Regions from separate parts of the Homo sapiens genome. Here region 2 is linked to region 1. A link is a contact called in ENCODE Hi-C or POLR2A ChIA-PET data. All regions are on one chromosome and are shown on one strand. The core of a region is the stretch at or near the end of the contact, and the rest is flanking DNA. Distances in the headings are between cores, read along the strand shown.

Region 1 (3,767 bases), core at 1,258-3,757:
AATATGAAAGGAAAATTTGTAGCAAAAGTTGCTACAAATTACCAAATATTTCCTTATGCTATATGTATGTCAAGATTTGATATCTCTATTTACAGATTAACTTTTCTGATTGCTTTGTTCTACAACACCCCAACAAAATTCATTTTATAATTCATGACACCATAAAATTGTAAAAGAATGGAATAAAAACCGTGTAAGAAGTGTACAGGTGGCCAGGCGCGGTGGCTCACGCCTGTAATCCCAGCACTTTGGGAGGCTGAGGCGGGTGAATCACGAGGTCAGGAGTTCAAGACCGGCCTGGCCAAGATGATGAAACCCGTCTCTACTAAAAATACAAAAATTAGCCGGACATGGTGGCAGGGGCCTGTAGTCCCAGCTACACAGGAGGCTGAGGCAGAGAACTGCTTGAACTCGGAAGGGGGGGGTTGCAGTCAGCTGATATCGCACCGATGATGCACTCCAGCCTGGGTGACAGAGCAAGACTCCGTCTCAAAAAAAAAAAAAAAAAAAAAGTGTGCAGGCAGACATAGGTTCCTATAAAGAATCGATACTTCAAAATATATAAAAATCCAATTAAGTGTAAAGTCATCTGGAAATTTCTTGAATCCCCATCATATAAATACTCTTTACCTACTACACTATACTAGTGCTAACTTTCAATATCAATATCTTTAAATATCAACATCACCATCCTTCCACATAATCTTTCATTATTTCCCAGGCATTTCCTGTGACTCTTTCCGGGGTTGCCTATACACATCTGATAACATTTACTCTTCTTATCTATCGGATCAGAAAACAGAATTCACCTCACAAGTATTTGATCTAAGGCAGTAACAGAAATTTAGTGCTACATTATACGGTACAATGAGGACATTTAACGTTCAACTAAAGGGCACTCAATGACAAACCCTGATGTAGCTCTGGAAGCAATTACATGTAGCTTTCATCGTAGATTTGTTTGAAAAATATGTCTTTACTGGAGACAGTACATCCACATTCTGTACCCAATTAACATTATTCCAAAATAACTCTTGACCTCGAGAGTATTCCAAAACAGTTACAAGACTTAAAAAAAATCATACAACTAGGGGTATCTAAGACCTGGCTTTGGGGCTCTGCCTACAACGAAGCTGTGTCACCCTGGGTAGGTCATTTGACCCAACATGCCCAGTATCTCCTACTACGTAAAGAAGAAATTGGTCTAAATTTTCTTTAAGGTCTCTTCTAACTCTAACATTCTATGAATGTATGAAATTTCAATCTTTCCCCATTTCAAAGGTAATGGCGGCAGTCAATAACGCCAAGTTAGCCTAGATTTTTTTTTCCTTTTTAGAAAAATGACCCAACTTGGGATGTTTTCTTGGGTTGAAGTTTTATTTAGGAAAATAAACCCCAAATAAAAACGATGTTGAGAAAATGGGCGGGGGGGGAGAAAAGAAAATCATACACTGACGTTAGCTAAAATAGAAACTTCCATCACCCTTAAGCCAGTTTGTCAATAGTTATTCAACGCCTGCTACTCTAATCACTGGCTTCCTAAAATAGAAATATTTATAGTTGTTTCCTTCTCATCCCCGGAGATACATTCCGAATAAAAAGCACAGCGTCTAAAATCAATTTACAACTTCAGAATAAGTTGCAAGGAGCGAAAACAAACTCCGCACAGCTCGCCAAGTCATTTGCATTTAAGTATGATTAGGGCTAAGAAACGGTTCTTATGAGATGCGAAAAAAAAGCACAAGAGGCAGGTGACATCTGGAAAGGGAAGCTGAACTGCCAGGAAGCGATATAAGCTGAGGATCTTAAGGCAACAGGTCCAGGGCCGGCACCGCAGCCTATCCCGGGAGGGGTCGGTGGCTGCTACCTCGCCCGCCGCCCTCCCCAGCCCCAACGACGTCGCCTCGCTCCCGCCCCCCCAAATCCCACGCCCCTGCGGCAGAAATCTCCCTAATCACTCGCCTCCCTGGGCTTCCCGCCCCCGGCAGGCCCTCCGATTCCTCGGCGCCGAGGCCGGCCCGGCCCTGCCGCCCCCTCCCCTCCACGCCGAAGACCCCGCAGCCCCGTCCCCGCCGCGGGCCCGCTCACCTGCACCTGTTTGCGGAAGTGGCGCGGCCCCAGCACTGCCGGCGATCAGGAGGACCAGCAGCAGCAGCAGCAGCCTCCGCCGCAACGCCGGCGGCCCCGGCATCTCGCCCACGGCGCGGCTCCGGGGCCGGCCCTCGAGTCGCCTTCCGTCCGTCCGTCCGTTCGCCCGTCAGTCGATCCTGCCTCCCTCCGCTGCCTCAGTGGCACCCGCGCCGGTTGCTCCCGAGCACACGTTGCTTCTGCCAAACCTCGGTCCGGCTCCCGGTCCGCACCTGCCGCTCCAGTCGCAGAAACACCATCCTTCCCGCCCGCCTGCGCCGCCGCCGCCGCCTCTCAACAGCAGCAACGCCAGCAGCCCTGCGGAGCGGCGGGCCTGGGAAGCCGCGCTCCCGCCGCCATGATGGGCTGCGTCATGTGACGTAGCGCGGGGGCGGGATGTCGTGATGGACAGGGCGGCCAGCCACTCGTCAGTCCACACCGGCCCAGGAGGCCCCGCCCATCATCCTGAAGGAGTGAGCGGTGGCGGCCGGTGCGCCCCCTGCAGACGGAGGAGTGCGTGGGCAGCAGGTAACACCAACAATTATTTTAAATTGAAAAATACAGGAAAATGTAAAGAAGACCATGACAATCATCCTGATATTTTTTTCTCGGTGTTTTATAACATGCAAAAATAGGCCTGTCTTGTCTTCTGCCTTTTTTTTTTTTTTACTTGTCAGAGCTGTTTTAGGCTCTTCTCCTTAAGTTGACCTACACATCCTCTCAGCCATCAAACAGCTTTGGGCTTTTCACTTGAATTGATCAAGAGAATGCCTCTCTCGGCATCACCCACTGACTCACCTCCTGAGCTCAAGCTGTTGCCTCTTGTCCACCTGGCAGACACTCTTCCTTTCATCTGTCGAGACTCACCTGACATATGACTTCATCTATGACTCTCTAGGAGAAATGACTGTCATCTCCTTAGTGCCCCGCCCTGGCCCTGTGTGGACTGCTATCCTAGCTGCAGTATCCTATTGACCCGTGACTGTAAGCTCCCTGAGGACAGCAACTGTGTCTGATTCAGCTGGTGGGAAATCCCTGGTGCAGGACCTGGGTCGGAGCAGGTGTTCTCTAAAGCAATGGTGCATGGCCCTGGTCCCAGGTACCAGGGCAGAGCAGCTCCCAGGGGTGGCCTTCTCCCCACCAAGAGGTGAGGTGAGAACACAGTCCTGCAGAGAGGATAGAGAAAGCACTCTCCAGACACAAGTAATATAGTGGTCAGAGGCATGGGGGTTGGGAAAATGCTAAGCTTTTCTGGAGAGGCGCTATGGTTCAGTGTGTGCATGAGAGGAGCTGATTTCAATCTTATCAGATGAGACTTTGCCACCTGGCAACAGTGTAACCTCCCCAATTCTCCAAACTCCCCAAATGTCCATCCTAAATGCCAGCTGTCGATGATGTTAACACAGCACTGGACACACAGATGATGCCCAGGGAATATTTGTTGGATGATTGAGGCAAGCCAATAAATATCTAAGGAGACAAATACCTGGAACGAGAAACATTGAATTTAAAAGTCCATGGCTTGGCTGGGCACGGTGGCTCACACCTGTAATCTCAGCACTTTGGGAGGCCAAGGTGGGTGAATCACTTCAGACCAGGAGTTCAAGACCAGCCTGGCCAACATGGTCATACCCCATCTC
Region 2 (2,700 bases), core at 201-2,700, 130 kb after region 1:
ATGATCTGGCCGCTGCACTCCAGCCTGGACAACAGAGCAAAGTGCTGTCTTAGAATAAAATACTTTTTAAATAAACTAAAAACAAAACAATGGGCCAGGTGTGGGTGGCTCACATCCGTAATCCCAGCACTTTGGGAGGCCAGGTGAGGCAGAATAGGGCATGAGGGTAACCAAGGGTTAAGGCAGAAACAAAAGAACAGCAGGTGCAGCCAGTTCTAGGCAAGATTAGGCAGCATGGAGGCCACGTGTTCATTCCGTCAATCAGGCGGAGAGGGGGGCGGGGGGAGGGTGACAGCTTCTGATTGACGGCGGGGGGTGGGTGGTGGTGCGCAAGTCTCCACTTCAGCCTCTGATTGGTCACAGGCCAATCCTTCAGAGGGTGTAACCAATCGGAGGCATCTAACGGGCACCTAGGGGCGTTACCTAATTCTTCCAGCTTAATAAAAATCCTGACGGGTGCTATCGAACCGTTTGCTCTATCCCGCTCCTGCTGTGTGAATTGTACTTTCGCTTCAATAAATCTGTCTCTTCCTTACTCCGGTTTTTTCTTTTGTTTCTTTTCGTTGCTTTGTTCTTTTGCTACTTTGTGCATTTTGTTCAATTCTTTGTTCAACACGCCAAGAACCTGGGCAATCCACGGTCAAGACCTTCCATCCAGTAACAGAGGCAGGAGGATCCCTTGATGCCAAGAGTTCGAGACCAGCTGGGGCAACAAAGTGAGACCCTGTCTCTACTCTCTAACTCTCTCTCTCTCTCTCTCTCTCTCTCTCTCTCTATATATATATATATATATATATATATTTTAATTATCTGGGCATGGTGGTGCATGCATGTGGTCTCAGCTACTCAGGCTGAGGTGGGAAGATCGCTTGAGCCTGGGAGTTGAGGCTGCAGTGAGCTATGATGGCACCACTGCACTCCAACCCGGGTGACAAAGCGAGATCCTGTCTCTAAATTAAATTAAAAACAATACCACCAAAACAACAACAGGTTGGGCGGTGGTGTCTCACGCCTATAATCGGAGCACTTTGGGAGGTCGAAATGGGAGACCATGTGAAGCCAGGAGTTCGAGAGCAGCCTGGGCAACACAGACCCCACCTCTACAAAAAATAAAACTGGCCTTGATGGCGCGCCCTGTAATCCTAGCTACTTGGGAGGCTGAGGCAGGGGGATGGCTTGAGTCCCAGAGGTTGAGGCTGCAGTGAGCTGAGATCCCGCCGCTACACTCCAGACTGGATGACAAACTGAGATCCTATCAAAAAACAAACAAACAAACAAACAGTGCCCCACTCAGTTTTTCCTGAAACGCGCAACCCTCGCCCGTAGCCAGGAGAAAACTCCGCGAGCCAGCAAAACACAAACTCGGCCGGGAAACAGACAACAAGGCCACCCTGGGGTGCCAGAAGAGGACGCTGCGAGGCGGGTTCTTCTTCCTGGTCGGCGGCGAGCGCTTCCGGGGTGGTGGCGAGGGAGGCGGAAGTGCGGTGTTCTAGCAGGTGGCTGCTTTCTCTGGGCTGGCTGTGGGAGGCTCCCGAGGTGGGGACCCGGCCGGGATGGCTGCAGCGGCGGCCGGGGCTGGGAGCGGGCCCTCGGCGGCCCAGGAGAAGCAGTTCCTGCCGGCGCTGCTGAGTTTCTTCATCTACAACCCGCGCTTCTGGCCGCGGGAAGGAGAGGTATGCGGAGGGGGCGGCGCGTGAGCGGGCGGCGTCGGTGCCCCCCAGGGGCGGCGGCCCTGTGGTTCTGCCCACCTCGAGCGGCACTGACCTAGCCTGCGTTGTGCCAGGTGCTGAGCCCGGGCCGGGGGCTGCGGCGGGGACCTGACAGCAGGCAGGGACCGCTTCAGGTCCTGGGTCGATGTCTGTCTATGGAATAAAGCCCCGTCAGGTCTGTATCACTCCACACCCCAGGTTCAGTCTCTTTGCGCTTTGCGTTGCGTCAGTTCTGGGAAATTAAAATTGAACTTGGCTTTGTTAAGTGGGTAGTCCCCAACTAGAAGCGTGGAAGCAGAGTGGCAGACGCTAGCCTTCAAATGATGCAAGCCTGGAGGACCCTGTAAAAGTTTTCACCCAAATGAGGAAAATTAGTTCCGGGACACGTGTGTGTGTGTGTGTGTAAGTTAGTTACGGGACACGTGTGTGTGTGTGTAAGTTCCGGGACACGTGTGTGTGTGTGTGTGTTTTCTGAGGTGGGGACGGCGACTTTCTCAAAGGATGTCCGGAGCTGTGTTTCGTTACCAGCAAGTCAGAGTTCTTTTAAAGACTGTCCAGGCTGGGCGCTGTAACTCACGCCTGTAATCCCAGCACTTTAGGAGGCCGAGATGGGAGGATTACTTGGAGCCAGGAGTTCCAGACCAGCCTGGGCAACAAAGCAAGACCCCCGACTCTACCAAAAAAAAAAAAAAAAAAAAAAAAAAAATCGAAAAATGAGCCAGGTGTGGTGGCACGCACCTGTATTTCCAGCTACTCAGGAGGCTGAGGCCAGAGGATCGCTTGTGATTGAGGCTGCAGGTGAGCTGTAATTGGGCCACTGCACTACAGCCTGGGTGACAGAGACCCCATCTCCAGAAAAAGAAAAAAAAAAAAAACTCGTCAGTTCAAATGCTTGGGAACTGGCTGGATTTAATTTTCAGGGAGCTATGTGTCTGCAGATGTGCAAACCTTTATTTCTTACAAGCATTGGTGTATTACAGATTAGCTCTAG

Evidence for each region. Hi-C counts contacts between places; a loop is a spot of excess contacts on that map. ChIA-PET counts read pairs that join two places held with the same protein, here RNA polymerase II (POLR2A). Pooled maps may share reads with other maps.
Region 2: a map of CD8-positive, alpha-beta T cell shows a loop between it and region 1 (22-fold over the local background). The contact joins the promoter of CZ1P-ASNS here to the promoter of LMTK2 in region 1. A Hi-C loop is called at or near these places in 6 of 168 maps with a recorded cell type or tissue (CD4-positive, alpha-beta memory T cell, CD8-positive, alpha-beta T cell, ascending aorta and 1 more), 6 of 37 single-sample maps with no recorded cell type and 20 of 50 pooled maps. POLR2A ChIA-PET finds 5 or more read pairs at or near these places in 6 of 52 experiments (BJ, GM12878, activated B cell and 2 more).

Annotation. Positions count from the first base shown.
Region 1 is chr7:98,105,602-98,109,368 of GRCh38, reverse strand. It overlaps LMTK2 (lemur tyrosine kinase 2), which reads right to left and starts at 2,507. Exons shown (of 14, transcript NM_014916.4): 1 at 2,089-2,507. The coding sequence starts at 2,191.
Region 2 is chr7:97,971,108-97,973,807 of GRCh38, reverse strand. CZ1P-ASNS (CZ1P-ASNS readthrough) reads left to right here and starts at 1,450. Exons shown (of 19, transcript NR_147989.1): 1 at 1,450-1,673. It also overlaps the pseudogene CCZ1P-OR7E38P and the pseudogene CCZ1P1. RefSeq lists a silencer at 1,545-1,854.